2 separate regions of the Homo sapiens genome follow, and region 2 is linked to region 1. Evidence: chromatin loops called from intact Hi-C (ENCODE). Cell type or tissue: natural killer cell. All regions are shown on one strand. Each heading gives the region's core, and the rest is flanking DNA. Links, peaks and the distances in the headings are about the cores only.

Region 1 (6,989 bases), core at 919-5,918:
AGAGAAAGCATTTGGTAAAACTTAATATTCATTCACAACAAAAATTCAGCAAACAAAATAAAAGAGAATTTCCATACTCTGATTAAACTCCCTCTCAACTCCCAAAAACTTTAATGGTGAACTATTAAGGCTTTCTCTCTGAAATTCTATCACCATTTCAATTCAACATCACGTTGGTGGTCCTAACTTGTGTAATAGGGCAAGCGCTGGGGTGGTGAGGCAACTTTTTTGCAAATGGTATGATTATAGAATGTATATACAAGTTCCAAAATCATCCAAAGGCAAATTATTATAACTAGTAGATGAATTTACAAGGTTATTAGAAAAGTCCAATATACATGATAAAAATCAGGTATATTTGTATATACAACAAAAACTCATAAAATTATAAAAATGGTACCACTTACAGTGTCAAAATCAAACATGCATAACATTTTATAGAAAAGTACAAAACATTAGCAAGAAGTATTTCTAAAGTCTGAAATTAATGGAGGACTATATCTCCATCATAAATATGTCAATTCTCTCCAAAATCATCTATAAATTCAATGCAATCCCATTCAAAATCCCTGCAGGTCCTTCCTGGAAACGGACAAGCTCATTCTAATATTTAATTGGAAATACAAAAGGTTAAGAAGTGCTACAGAAATCTTGGAAAAGAACAAAGCTGGAAGACTTACCCTACCAGGCAGCAAAATTTATTTTAAAGCTACGATAATGAAAATAACATATAACTGACAAAATAAACAGAAATATTTGTCTATGCAATGAAATATTTATATATGCAGTCACTGATTTATGACAAAGATGACCCTGAAGTACAGTGGGGGAAAGATGACTAAAATAAATTAATCGTGACATCTATCTCACACCATACAGAAAAATAATTTCCAGATGGGGACTAGAGACCTACAGGTAAAAGGTTAAAAATAAATAATGCTTTTAGAGCAAAACATTGAAACATATATTCATGATATTAAGGTGGGAAAAGACTTCACAAACAGTTTTTTAAAAAGTGGTAACGGTAAAGGGAAAACTTGTAAAACTGGACAATATCAAAATTGGTAAGTTCTATATCAACAGACACTAAGAGATTTCAAAAGCAACTCACAGTAAAGAATACACTCTACATATATAAAATGTAAATATACACATGAATACAAACATCTACATATTGATATAAAATAAATATTTATGTCAAAAAATATGAAGAATTTTTACAAATCATTAAGAAAACAAACCCAACACAAGACACTTCACAGAAGAGGATATATCCTAATGGCCCAATAAACATATGTGAAGGTGCTCTGTGAGTAGTTATCAAAAAATACAAGACAAAATCTCAATGCAATACTACTATACCCACAAAATAGCAAAAATGCAAAAAGGCAGAAAGCACCAAGAATAGACAAGAAGGTGAATTTTCCGGAATGTTCATTTACTGCCAGTGGGGAGTGTAAACAGGCACAATCACTTTGAAACACTGACAGCATCTTTATCCATCAGCATAGCCTATAACCCAGGAATCTCTCTCCTACACATTTTCCCAACAAAAATGAATAAGTGTTCACCAAAAAAACATATATCAAAATCTTCACAATCATGCAATACTCTAATAGCCAGAAACTGGAACCAACCTAAATGCCCATGAACAATAAGATAAGTTGTAGTATATTCACACAAAGGAATATGATACAAGAGTAAAGAAACTACAACTGACAAATACATAATATTAATGAAAAGAAGCTAGATATAAACCAGCACCTTTATGATTTCATTTATATAAAGTTCAAGAACAGTCAAAGCTAATTTATAGTGACCGAAACCAACAGTGATTGCAGAGTAAGAGAATGACTGACTGAAAGGAACAGAAAGGGAACACTCTGGAGCGATGGGAGTATTCTATATCTTAATATGGATGATTGTCAAACAAGCATACAAATTTATCAAAATTCTCTGGTCTGTCTGCAGAAGATTTGTGCATTTTACTGTACGTAAATCAGACCTCTGCATAATACTGGTAGCATGTAAACAAATAAATAGCCAGGATTCTAGACTGGTGTTATGAAAAGTAATCAGTCTACAAACTATTTGTTGGGATCCTTGACATGATTAGGAGATTGCATCAGAATGTATATCAACACATTGTTTCTTTCAAAAAGGAAGACTTACTACAAAAACAATGTCAGCAGAAATGAACAGTGGGTGGAACTAAACTGTGTTAGAAGTGACACAGTTGATGTACATTCTAGTGAAAGCTCCTTATCTTTACCTGGACTGGTAGAAGCAGTGTTGCAGAGACAAGAAAAGTGAGAATATGCTAAAGGTCTTGAGGGGTTAAGTAAGAGATACTACTTTGAACCACTGTAGGAAAAAAAAAAAAGAAAAAGAAACAGAAAAAAAAAGCAAGACAATTTAAATAAAAATAATAAGATGGCAGAGTAAATACAGTCCAAGTATAACAATACAAACATAAAAGGATTAAACTCACTAGTCAAAAGAAAAAGACAAACTGAAAATTTTAAAATAATAAACTATTTGCTATACATAAAAAAGGCTGATAGTAAAAGAAGAGAAAATATATAAATAAAACTGGTAAGGTATATTAATATTTGGAAAAAAAGGAGTGTGAAAACAAAAAGCATAGTTAGAGATAGAGAAGATCACTAAGTAATGATGGAAAGTCCAATTCACCAAAAAAAAAAAAAAAACAAACCAACAATTCTGAACAGGTACACGCCTAAAATTTATACAAAACAAAAAATTCACGTAACTTCAGAGCAAAAATGGTAAATCCTACATCACTGTACGAGAACTCAACACATGGTTCTCAACTTTTGCCATCAACTCTCTATTCTTTCTCAGACTTTGTCATCTTCTCCTTAGATCAGAAGAGAAAGACAGAAACACCATCTTGTTCCAAAGCACAGAATGGATGTTTTTTTCTTCCCATACCAATAGACATAAACCTACTGAACAAGGAGGAAACTCATGGATCTTAAGGACTAACAGTTAATCCAGATGCATTCTGAAATCTTTGACAGAAAGCTATTTTGTGATTAGTTACAGGAACAATGAACTGAATCAAGGTGGTTAGCCTCCAAAAACTGTCAGGTACTAAGTGGTTTATTGCTGCCATCTGCTGGACACCTTTTTCATTTGCACTTCAATCATATTTGCCTTAAAACTCCTAGTAAGACAGCATATAAGGTCTTAAACTGTTATCTTTTCTGAGCCTCCTTTATCTAATGAGATGAAGACACTGTCTCTAAATTAAATGTTTGTATGCAAGGTGTTGACAACGGTTAAAAAAAATGTTTGTGCAATTTAAGCCTCCGTTAACAATGGCTTAAGTAAAAGGTTTATAGGAGTATAGAAAATTACATTGCCTGAAATCCACTTGGAATTTAATATATCCACAGACTACCAATTTTCCCATACAACTACTGGAAAATCGTATTTTATATACTGAATAACTGCAATGAGTCACTTTAAACATACCAATTACACTTTACCCATATGGCATATTATCCACATTACTTGCCATGTTTCTTAAAATATGCACATATAAATTCATGGCAGGTCTTCTAACACTTGCCCATAGCTGATTCCCTTGCCTTCCAGGCACACACAAAGATTACACTTCCTGTCCCTTTAGTACTCAGATGGGACCACATGATTAGTTCTGGTCAACAGATCATGAACGGAAGTGCCAAGTGTTGCCTGCAGGCCAATGCAAGTAATTATATGTGTGAGACCCTCTGGCACTCTCTTCCTCTGCCATAGTGAAAAGAAGGGACCTCAAAAGATGGTCAAGCCCCAAAATCAAAGTAGTTTAGATCACTAAAGACAGCTGCCCTAGAGAGCTGTCCAGACCCACAACAAACTTTCTAAGAGTAAAATAATACACTTGTATTGTATTATCCCACTGAGAGTTGGCACTTCAATGTTACCTCAGTATAGCACAGGCCAAGGTTTCTCAACAGCAGCAGTACTGCCATCTTAGGCTAGATAATTCATTGTGGTCTCTGTCTTGTGGACTGTGGGATGTTAAACAACATCCTTGGCATCTACCCACTAGATGCCAAGAAGCACTCATCAATATGACAACCAAAACCACCTCCAGTCATTGACCTCCTCCCCCAGTCTTTGAGAACCACTGGCATAGATTAAACTACTAATATAGTATGCACATATGTATGAGGAATATATATGTAAACATGTTGAGTATATTTAAGTCAAATGTCATATATTCTCCATGCTTTATTTCATATTAGAGTCAGATATTTTATAGGCTCTTAACAAATATGAATTTCCATTTCTCAAAGTAGTAAAGTTAATTCATAAATTTTTTACAAAATCAATCATATCACAAGTCTCTCTATAGTAGGGTAAACAAAATATTCCAAGAGTATATAAATCCATACATACTATGCTGTTCATTTCAGAGGACTCATAGCTCCCAACTGGATGGACATTTCCAATGGGTTCCAAGCCTTCTTCATCCCACATGTATGTTCCATCAGAGCTATCAGATGGAGAGAGTTCAAACGAAGAACCAGCTCTGTAGTCTGTATCTGGTGAAACCAAATTATTCCCAGAAGTATGTTTTGTACATTCACTCCTGTCTTCAAGAGAAAAAAGGTTACTGATTCACAAAAATATAATTGTTTCTCGTGTCCTAAAAATATAAGTGCTAATAATTTGATATATCATAGCAAAAAAGCTGGCTCAAAAAAAGCACTCATAACTGTAGCATTTTCTATATCCTAAGCAATAAAAACATCAAGAGCCAAAATCTTTAAAATAACCTACTGAAATATTTTCTAATAGAGGAAAAGAAAATTCATTTAGTCATCTTTCACTTCTGTAATATTTCCAAAAATGTAAATAAACCCTCATATTCCTATATTTCCCAAGATATTTATTTTTAAACACTGGCCAGGAAACTCCTTTTCCTCTGTGTACACTATTTAACTTCATAGATTAAATAATGTAGGGTACTCATAATTGCCTCCCTATAAGGAAATAAACTTGTTCCGGCAGTCTCTTTTAGAAGACCTATAGACAATCAAGGGTTTGTACATGCATTTCTATGCACGATCTAGTCCCCTGATTATACCACATGTCTATATCTAATCCCTTTAGTTGTTCTTTATTCAGGTATATGGGCATACAAATACCAAATACATTTTATCCAGCATTTAGTAACAGGATAACCAAACATAAGAGGAAATGTTTAACAGGTATTATTTCACTTTCTTCAGTTTAATAAATAAATAAAGCTCTCTCAGGAAGTGTATCTAAAAAATTGCTAAACAAGAAGAATTTTCTAGGATAAAAAAATCCGTGAGATTAGACATAACCTATATTATCTCATTGTACCCTTTGGTACAGCTTTACTCTTAACAAATAGCAATGAAATGCTATCCTAAGAGAAGAGATGGTTTGTTTAATGGCATACCACACTGGTTGAGGTAAGCAGGGGAAGTCATTTAGAAGCACTGCATATACTAAGCAGGAATAGGCTGTGTATAACAGCCAAAGAACAACAAAGGTTAAGAGTGGTTTTATTAATATTGTCTTGGATAGGGTGAAAAATGGGGTATGGAGCAAAAGTCACAGGAAAATAAACGTTAACCCACCTCAATTTTGTCTAGATCTATCCCTCCGTGAAACTGATAATATCTTGAAATCTATCTGAAGATAATCCTAAATGTAAGTTCAGTTATATTATTTAAAAGAAAGCAAAAAAACTTAAGGTAAGTAATATTTACCAGAGACACTTATATCTATCCATTCATCAGTTTTACTGAAGGCTTTTTCATTTTCCTTGGGGGAATCAAACATATCCTGTGGTGGCCCATTTTCATGTTTCTCTTCTTTGAGAGACATTTCCTCTGGAGTTATTCTAGTTCTGTTGGAGTCTTCTATATCTATAAAATCATCACTAAAGTCTTCACTTAAATCATTCTTATCAGAAGATGACAAAGACGACAAGGAAATGTCATCCACATCATCACTCAGGTATCTCATTTTAGCATCATGTTTCATGGTCTGGTTGTTTTTTGTTCTATAACTTTCATTTTCAATCAGTTCTTGGTCCTTATTAGCAGCTCTGTCCTTAGCCAAAACTGTAGCATCTTCCTCTACACATGTGTCAGCAGGTGAATTTTTATTTCCATCAACTGTCATAGTCCCAGAAAATGGAGATCGGCTAGATTTCAGTAGAGAGGGATGAACCATTCTATAACCTAAAGTAGAAGTTACACCTGGGCCATTTGGTAAAGCCAACTTCTTTCCACCAGCAGCATAAGGCCTATTAAATCCATACCCCAAATGTTCATTCCCATTGAGTACTTCTGGCTGCCGGGAATTTCTTGTTAGCATACTTGACCGTAGAGGCACTCTAATGGATAGCTGTTGGTTCTGATAAGGCTTTGTAAGATCCACAGCTCTATTAAAGGAATGTGATCTGGTTATAGATGAAGGTGGAAGGAATGAATTCTGAATGGAATGTGAAAAACTTTGTGACCTTACCATTTTTTCACAATTAATAGATTTACTACTGTCTGGGGATTGAGCTAAGCTTTCTCCAGAACTGCTTCTGGTGGCACAGGAGTTCGCTCTAGGCCTTTGCATGCTACCAGCTGATCGGTTTCCATAAAATCCATTCAACTGTGATTTTGGAGTATTGATCGAAGAATATGAAGTCCTTCCTAATAATGTGCCTTTGGTGAATTTACCCAAATTAGATGGTCCAGAAAAAGACTTTTGGTTTAACTCCTCTGTAGATGACACAAACATAGTGGATGGCTTTGCTAACTTTGATGTGAATAAAGAAACACTTTTCAAACCTCCCTTTATCCCATTTTTATCAAACATTCCTTGAGTAGGAACACGTTTTTCAGGATCAATTATTTTATCATGTGAATTTTGAGTATTGTTAGGCTCTTCGACACCTTGTGCACAAAGCTGATATTTATTTG
Region 2 (6,989 bases), core at 1,224-6,223, 2.0 Mb before region 1:
TCATCTTAAAAGCCACATACATTTCTAGGGGGCCATCCACGAAAGAAGGCATTCCTAGGAGAGGGAACAGCAAGGGCTGAGAGGTGGGAAACAGCGTGGCTCATTAGTGTTACCGAATTGTTTTACACTTTGGGGTTGGGAGCCCTTTGGAGGGCTTCTGTTCTAGCCAGTAATCTTTTTGTTGCCAGTGACCATAACACATGGCAGAAACTCACACTGCAAAGGCAGAGAGGGCAGGGGAACAGCCACCACCTCTTGCCTGTGCTTCTCTGGTTCCTTCCACCCATCAGGGATCATGTCTGCCCACCTAGCCTGACTTCACATCTTACATACCCATCACCTATAGGGCCGGATTCTCTTTATTCTAGTTAAAGCATTCTGGAGGAGGGTGCTGATTGGCTAGTTTGGAGTAGGTGGCCATCTTCAGACCAATCAGACATAGTCAGGGCCTGGGTCTTCTACGACCTCGGTCATTCCTGCTACAGCCCCGTGTTGTTTTGATGGCGCAGCTCTCAGGGCAGGGGGCATTGCCTGGGGCCGGTCCTGCAGAAATTCACTACAGCCTAAGTGCTGTGGAACTTGACCATTGTTCTGCAGACAGAGGGCCTAGCAAAGGGTTTGTGTGATTTTATATTATTTTTATTTTTAATTGTGATAAAATACACATAATATAGCATTTACCATCTTAACCATTTTTAAGCATACAGTTCAGTGGCATTAGGTACATTCACATTGTTGTGCAACCCTCACCACCATCCATCTCCTGAACTTTTTCATCTTCCCAAACTGAAACTCTGTCCCCATTAAACAACTCCCCATTCTCATCTTCCCTCAGACCCTGGCAACCACCATTCTACTTTCTGTCTCTGTGAATATGACTACTCTAGGTACCTCCTATGAGAGAATCATACAGTATTTGTCTTTTCTTTTCTTCTTTTTAGATGACGTCTCACTCTGTTACCCGGGTTAGAGTGCAGTGGTATGATCTTGGCTCACTGCAATCTCTGCCTTCAAGGCTCAAGCCATCCTCCTGTCTCAGCCTCCCGAGAAGCTGGGACCACAGGTGTGTGTAACCACGCTCGGCTAATTTTTTTGTATTTTTTGTTGAGATGGGGTTTTGCCATGTTGCCCAGGTTGGTCTCAAACTCCTGAGCTCAAACAATCCACCTGCCTTGGCCTCCCAAAGTGCTGGGATACAGACATGAGCCACTGAGCCTGGCCAGTATTTGTCTTTTTGTGATGCGCTTATTTCATTTAGCATAATGTCCTCAAGGTTCGTCTATGTTGGAACATGTGTCAAAATGTCCTTCCTTTTTAAGGATGAATAATATTCCATTGCATGGATGGACCACAGTTTATCCATCATTTGTTGATGAACGCCTGGGTTTCTTCCACCCTTTAGCTATTGTGAATAACATTGCTATAAATATGGGTGTACAAATATCTCTTTGAGGACCTGTTTTCAATTCTTTTGGATATATACCCATAGTGGAATTGCTCGATCATGTAAAAGAAAATACAATTTCAGAATCCTCTAAATTTATTATACCAAGGGGGAAGGCTCATTCATGTAACTTGTTTGCAATCCTGCTTCTTAGATTATAGATTAAGGCCGGGCATGGTGGAGCACGCCTGTAATCCCAGCACTTTGAAAGGCCGAGGTGGGTGGATCACTTGAGTTCAGGAGTTCGAGACCAGCCTGGCCAACATAGTGAAACCCCGTCTCTACTAAAAATACAAAAAGTAGCTAGGTGTGGTGGCGGATGCCTGTAATCCCAGCTACTTGAGAGGCTGAGACACGAGAATTGCTTGAACCCAGGAGGCAGAGGTTGCAGTGAGCTGAGATCACACCACTGCACTCCAGTCTGGGTGACGAAGTAAGACTCTCTCTCAAAAAAAAAAAAAAAGAAAAGAAAGAAATTAACTCTCTTACTCATTGCTCTTGTTCTGTAAATGACTAGGGGAGACCAGAGACCATAACTCCCCCCTTCCAGTCACTGATCTTTGTTATAAATTAACTGCCTTTTTTATTGTCCTGTACCTAACTTAGACCAGATAGCAGCCAAGACCCCATGATAGTTATATCTTCAGTGTGGAATGTTAAGTGTACCTTTCCCAGAAGAAAAAGACCATCTTGACTAATCAGATCATTGTAACTATGTATTAAGTCTTACATAAAAAGATGTTAAATGTTCTGTTAAGCTTCCCTAAACTTTATCTGTATGCACGATCCTAAACTTCTACACTTTGGATCTACACTGACTTCCATCCTTTGGAATCTTTGCTTCCTGGACCACTTGTCCTTGAACTTTGCACTTAATATACTCTTTAAGTGAGATTTTGACCCTTTCGGTTAAATTGAAAATCATATGGTAGTTCTATTTTCAATTTTTTGAGAAATGGCCTACTGTATTCCATAGCGGCTGCACCCTCTTACGTTCCCACAAACAATTCACAAGGGTTCCAATTTCTCCACATCCTTGCTTGATTTATTGATTGATTGTGATTAGTGTGTAATGGATGTGAGGTGGTATCTCATTGTGGTTTTTATTGCATTTCCCTAATGGCTAGTGATGTTGAGCATCTTTTCATGTGCTTATTGGTCATTTATATCTCATTTTTGGAGATACGTCTATTCATGTCCTTTGCCTGATTTTTTAATCAGGTTGGTTTTGTTGTTGAGTTGTAGTAAAGAGCTTTAAGTAGGACTGTCACAATTTGACTTACTGTTTTGACAGAGCTGAGCCTGAAACTTTGGCAGGAATCAGGGTGAGGGGGAAGCGGCAAGAACTGGGGGCTGCCAGGACAGATGCTGCACACAGTGAGCTCTTCACAAAAGCTGAGCTCACCCAGGCCCTCTTCCTGCTTCGGATCTTGGATGGCCTGAGGAGGAGGACACTGGGGTCACCTCTTTGGATCCTGGCCTTTTAAGGCTCTCAGGGAAGGCTCAGGCAGTCTCCAACAGACCCCTGGGAAATCCAGGGTCCCAGTCCCTCCGTGTGTGGTCCAGACGGAGAATGGTTAATGATCCACGCTATAGGACGCCTGCCTGTTATTTGCAGCAGGGGCTGACCATGGGGGTTGGGCTCTAGAAATCCGCAGGAATTTACACAGGGGTGCTGGGCTGTGTAAAGTGGATCCCCCACTGGCTTTTCTGACTGGCAGATAGTTCAAAGACGTGGGCTGGGGAGCCAGAATGCCTGGGTTCAAATCCTATTTTGCCACATACCAGCTGGGCATGTTACATAACTCTCTTGTGCCTCCATTTACTGCTCTGTAAAATGGGAATAATAAGAGCGCCTCCCTTGTGAAGGATTGGGTGAGGATTACATGAGTTAATGTATGCAAAGCATTAAAATAGTGCCTGTCTCGTAGTAAACGCTATGTAAATGTGGGCTATTGCTGTTATTTTCACTGAGACCAGGCCCTGTTGGGCTTCCCACCGCCCATCAGCGTGCAGGCCTTCCGGACCACGTAGAGGTGCGGTTATCCTTGGGACAGGTCCTCCCTCCTGGGGCGGCTCGCGCGGCAGCGCCTGGGGCCCGTTCCCGCGGTTGCCGGCAGGGGGCAGCATTGCACTGCGGCTGCTCCTGGGCGGCGCCGGCGACTGGGCTTGGAAACCGCGCCTCGCGGCGGCCTGCGCCCTCGCTGCGTCCCTCGCGCTGTCACCTGCGGAATCGGCAGACCAGCCCGTGTAGCCGTCAGCCCAGTAGGGCGGGCACGGGGGCCGGAGACCGCTGTCTCTGTTCAGCCCGGGGTCTCTTGGGGCAGGGCGCCCCACCGCCTCTTCCATGAGGTTCTCCAGCCCTCAAACCCCCGGCGCGCGTGGCTATTTCTCGGCCCCTCGTGGGGCCTGGAGGCCCTTGACCATTCTTGGTCCGTGCACAATCCCCCCATCTGTGAAATGTGGGCAATTGCGCGGTGGCTCAGGGCGCGGCCCAGGTCAGGCACAGAGTGAGGGTCGGGAGATGTTTGGACAACCCCCACCTCGGCTTTCATTAGGTTGCGGACGAGCTGGGCCTGAGCGGGGCATGCGGGCGCGCGCGGCCTCTGGGGAGGGAGTGTGGCGGAGAGGATGCGCGGGCCGTGTGGTCCTGATCTGGGCTTGAGCCCACCCCATGCTTGAACCTGCTCTGGGCCTTTGCTTGTGCTCAGCCTGCTTCCTGGATGGCCCCTCCTTCCTCCTTATTCAACTCCCTCGGGCATCTCAGAGTCCGTAACAGCCTTCCAGGTCTCAGGGCCTGGCATTAGCTTCCCTTCCCTGCCAGTCCCCAAAAACGTCCAGTCCTCGCCTGGGCCTACCCAAGGTCTCCCCTCACCCCCAACCACCAGGCTCTGGGTCCACATTAGGACTTGTGTCTGTCCTGCCCACCATGACCCTTAGCAGGGGATCACGGGGATGGCCCGGCCTCCTGTGAAGGAAGGTCAGCTCCATGATTCCAGATGATTCCAGTCTGGAAATCTCGTGGACTCCAGAAGTCTAGCCTTTGGCTACTCTCCCCAACATTTCCTGGAGAGGCTTGATCACTGGCCCATAGGCCAAGGAGACCCTCCCTTCTATGGTCACAGACCTTCAACAGATGATGGTAGATGCAGGCCGCTACCCTCAGGTGACCCCACAAAGAGCCACACACTGGCAAAAGAACAGTCAGTGTTCCCAGTGGGTAGGAAATGCACCCTAAAACAACTTAGAGATGCAATTTTTCATTTATCAAGAATGAAACAAAGAATAACGCTTAGTGTTGCTGAAGGTGCAGAGAAGCAGACACTTTCATGAATTGCCCATGGAAACGTAGACTGGTTTTAAAAACAGCTTTGGAGGGCAATTTTGGAACTATGTATTAGAGACTTAAATGACGCATAACCTTTGACCCAGCAATTCCACTGCTAGGTATTTATTCTACTAAGGAAATAATTGCATAAAAGCTGAAAATGCATGTGTAAGTATTTTTTACCGAAGCACTGTTTATAATGGTAAAAATTGGGGAGAATATTCAATAGCAAATGAATGATTAAATAATGTATGATAGCTCCATGGAATAGAACTGTAATCAGCCATAAAAAAAAATCACATTTTTGGAAGAGAATTTCATAGCAGAGAGAAATGCTCACATTAAAATGTTCATTCATTCACTAATTAATTGATTTAACATTTATTGAGTATCTTTGAGACATGCCAGGTATTCTTTTAGGCACTGAGAATACAACTGTAAATAAGATAAATACTATCGTCCTCCTTATTGGGCTTTCCTTCTATAGGTGGAGACAGGCAAGAAAGAGGTGAAAAATAATTTCAGGTAGTAATATTTTTGTCTGTTTCTCTTTCAAAATTATACTTGAATAGAAAAAAGGATGGGAAGAAGAGCATCACAATGTCAACGGCGGTTATTTCTGGTTGGTGGTATCAGGTAGGATTTGTGTTAAGTTACGAAAAACTGAGAAATTCACTGCAGAAGCTTATAAAGACCAGGGTCTGATTGGCTCCTGTGTCCTGGGCTGATAAAGCAGCCTCGCTCTGCCCTCCTGGAACGCAGGCTGTGCATGCCCTGCTTGGCTTCTGAAGGTCACAGGACGGCAGGCTTTCCTCCGGGTCTCCTGTCTACCTTCCAGCAGGAAGAAGGGGGAAGGCAGAGGAACAAACTCTTTCTCCTCCGGAGGCTCTGCCTTTTATTTTATGTGAACAGAGCTTCAGCCAAGGTCTCATTGGTCAGAATGGGCCACTTGGGAAGAACATGGAGGCAGTGTCATGGGTTATCATCATTTTCTTCTTCACATTTTCTGGCATTTTCTAAATCAAACAAGACATTAAAACAAGCTTCTGTGTGTAAGAAATAAAGGACTTTTTGTGTTTTAAGAAACAAGGTTGGGGTGGATTGCTATGTGGGAATGGAGGGCAGAGGGCAGGCAGTCGCAGCCAGGCTCAGACACAGCTGCTATGGGTGCGGCGGTCCTGGAGGTCTCTCTCACTAATTTCCATCCGCCTGGGTCCTGTAGGCCCTTGCAGGCTGGCGCAGTCCTCAGAGGACACGGTGGAGTGCAGGACCATGGCTGTCCCTGGGAGGGCCTTACCTGTCTGCTGGCTGCCTTGCTGGCTGCCCTAACTCTCTCTGTTTGCTGGTGTCCAGGAGGGCTGTGTGGCTGCTGGGGTGAGCGTGTGCAGCCTGGGCTCATGCTGGGCTGGCTGGACTCACTGGCCCTGGGGCCTTTCTCCCAAAAGGAGCTGGGATTTGTTCCGATGTGCAGGGCTGGTGGGCCATGTCAGGCTAATCTCAGTCTGCGTCCTGGCCTCTTCATTGTGTTCATTTCCTGTGGCTGCTGTATGAAATTTCAGCTTCTGGTGGCTGCCCGCGTTCCTTGGCAGGGGGCCGCACCCCTCCCATCCCTGCCTCTGTGATCACATGGTCTTCTCTGTGTCGTCCTTCTCTGAGTCGTTCTTAGATGGACATTCATGATGGCATTTAGGGCCCACTTGGACAATCCAGGACCATCTCCTCATCTGCAGATGTTTGACTTAATCAAATCTGCAAATCCTCTCTCCAAATAAGGTCTCATCTACAGTTTCTGGGGATTAGCATGTGGACATCTGTTGGGGGCTATTTTTCATTAACTGTTCAGTGACTACTGCTCTGAGACTTGATGATCTCATCTGTAGAGTGGGGATAAAAGTCCCATTCTCACAAAGTCTTGAGTCAATCACCAACAGGCCGTGAGCAGGCACTCGGCAGGCAACAGTGAATGTTCCTCAGTGGTTGAGCCCTGCCCCTCCCCTCTGACCGCTGAGGCTGCTTCTCCCTCCCTTTCCCTTGGTGGTTGATCTGCCCTGGTCTTGGAGACAGTGAGAGGACCTGGGTGGCAGGCCTGCCGATGGCCTCTGATCCGCAGGCCCTTTTTCCCCATTTCCACCTCCTTCTCCTTCCACTGCCTGTCCCCACAGTGAGGCATGTGTGCTGCCGTGGGGCACAGGCCTTGTGCTTGGCAAGGGTTAAGCA

What was found. A loop is a pair of places that touch in the nucleus more often than their neighbours do. Peaks named below come from ENCODE experiments on the same cell type or tissue, not always from the same donor. Only the 100,000 strongest peaks of a DNase experiment are listed, where the experiment ranks them.
Region 2: it touches region 1 in a loop (13-fold over the local background); 9 of 110 quality-filtered maps call a loop at or near these places.

Annotation. Positions count from the first base shown.
Region 1 is chr10:84,371,258-84,378,246 of GRCh38, reverse strand. CCSER2 (coiled-coil serine rich protein 2) reads right to left here. Exons shown (of 10, transcript NM_001284240.2): 2 at 5,778-6,989; 3 at 4,432-4,628. Among named protein-coding and RNA genes, the nearest start is that of CCSER2, 46 kb to the right of the region's middle. In natural killer cell, for the core only: CTCF peaks have their summits at 2,938 and 3,137 (motif pointing left); a DNase peak (open chromatin) is centred at 3,126.
Region 2 is chr10:86,373,986-86,380,974 of GRCh38, reverse strand. No RefSeq gene overlaps it. Among named protein-coding and RNA genes, the nearest start is that of GRID1, 11 kb to the right of the region's middle. RefSeq lists silencers at 3,460-3,519, 3,530-3,579, 3,429-3,723, 3,683-3,881 and an enhancer at 3,359-3,901. In natural killer cell, for the core only: CTCF peaks have their summits at 3,349 and 3,554 (motif pointing right); a DNase peak (open chromatin) is centred at 3,594; H3K27me3 peaks cover 1,719 bases.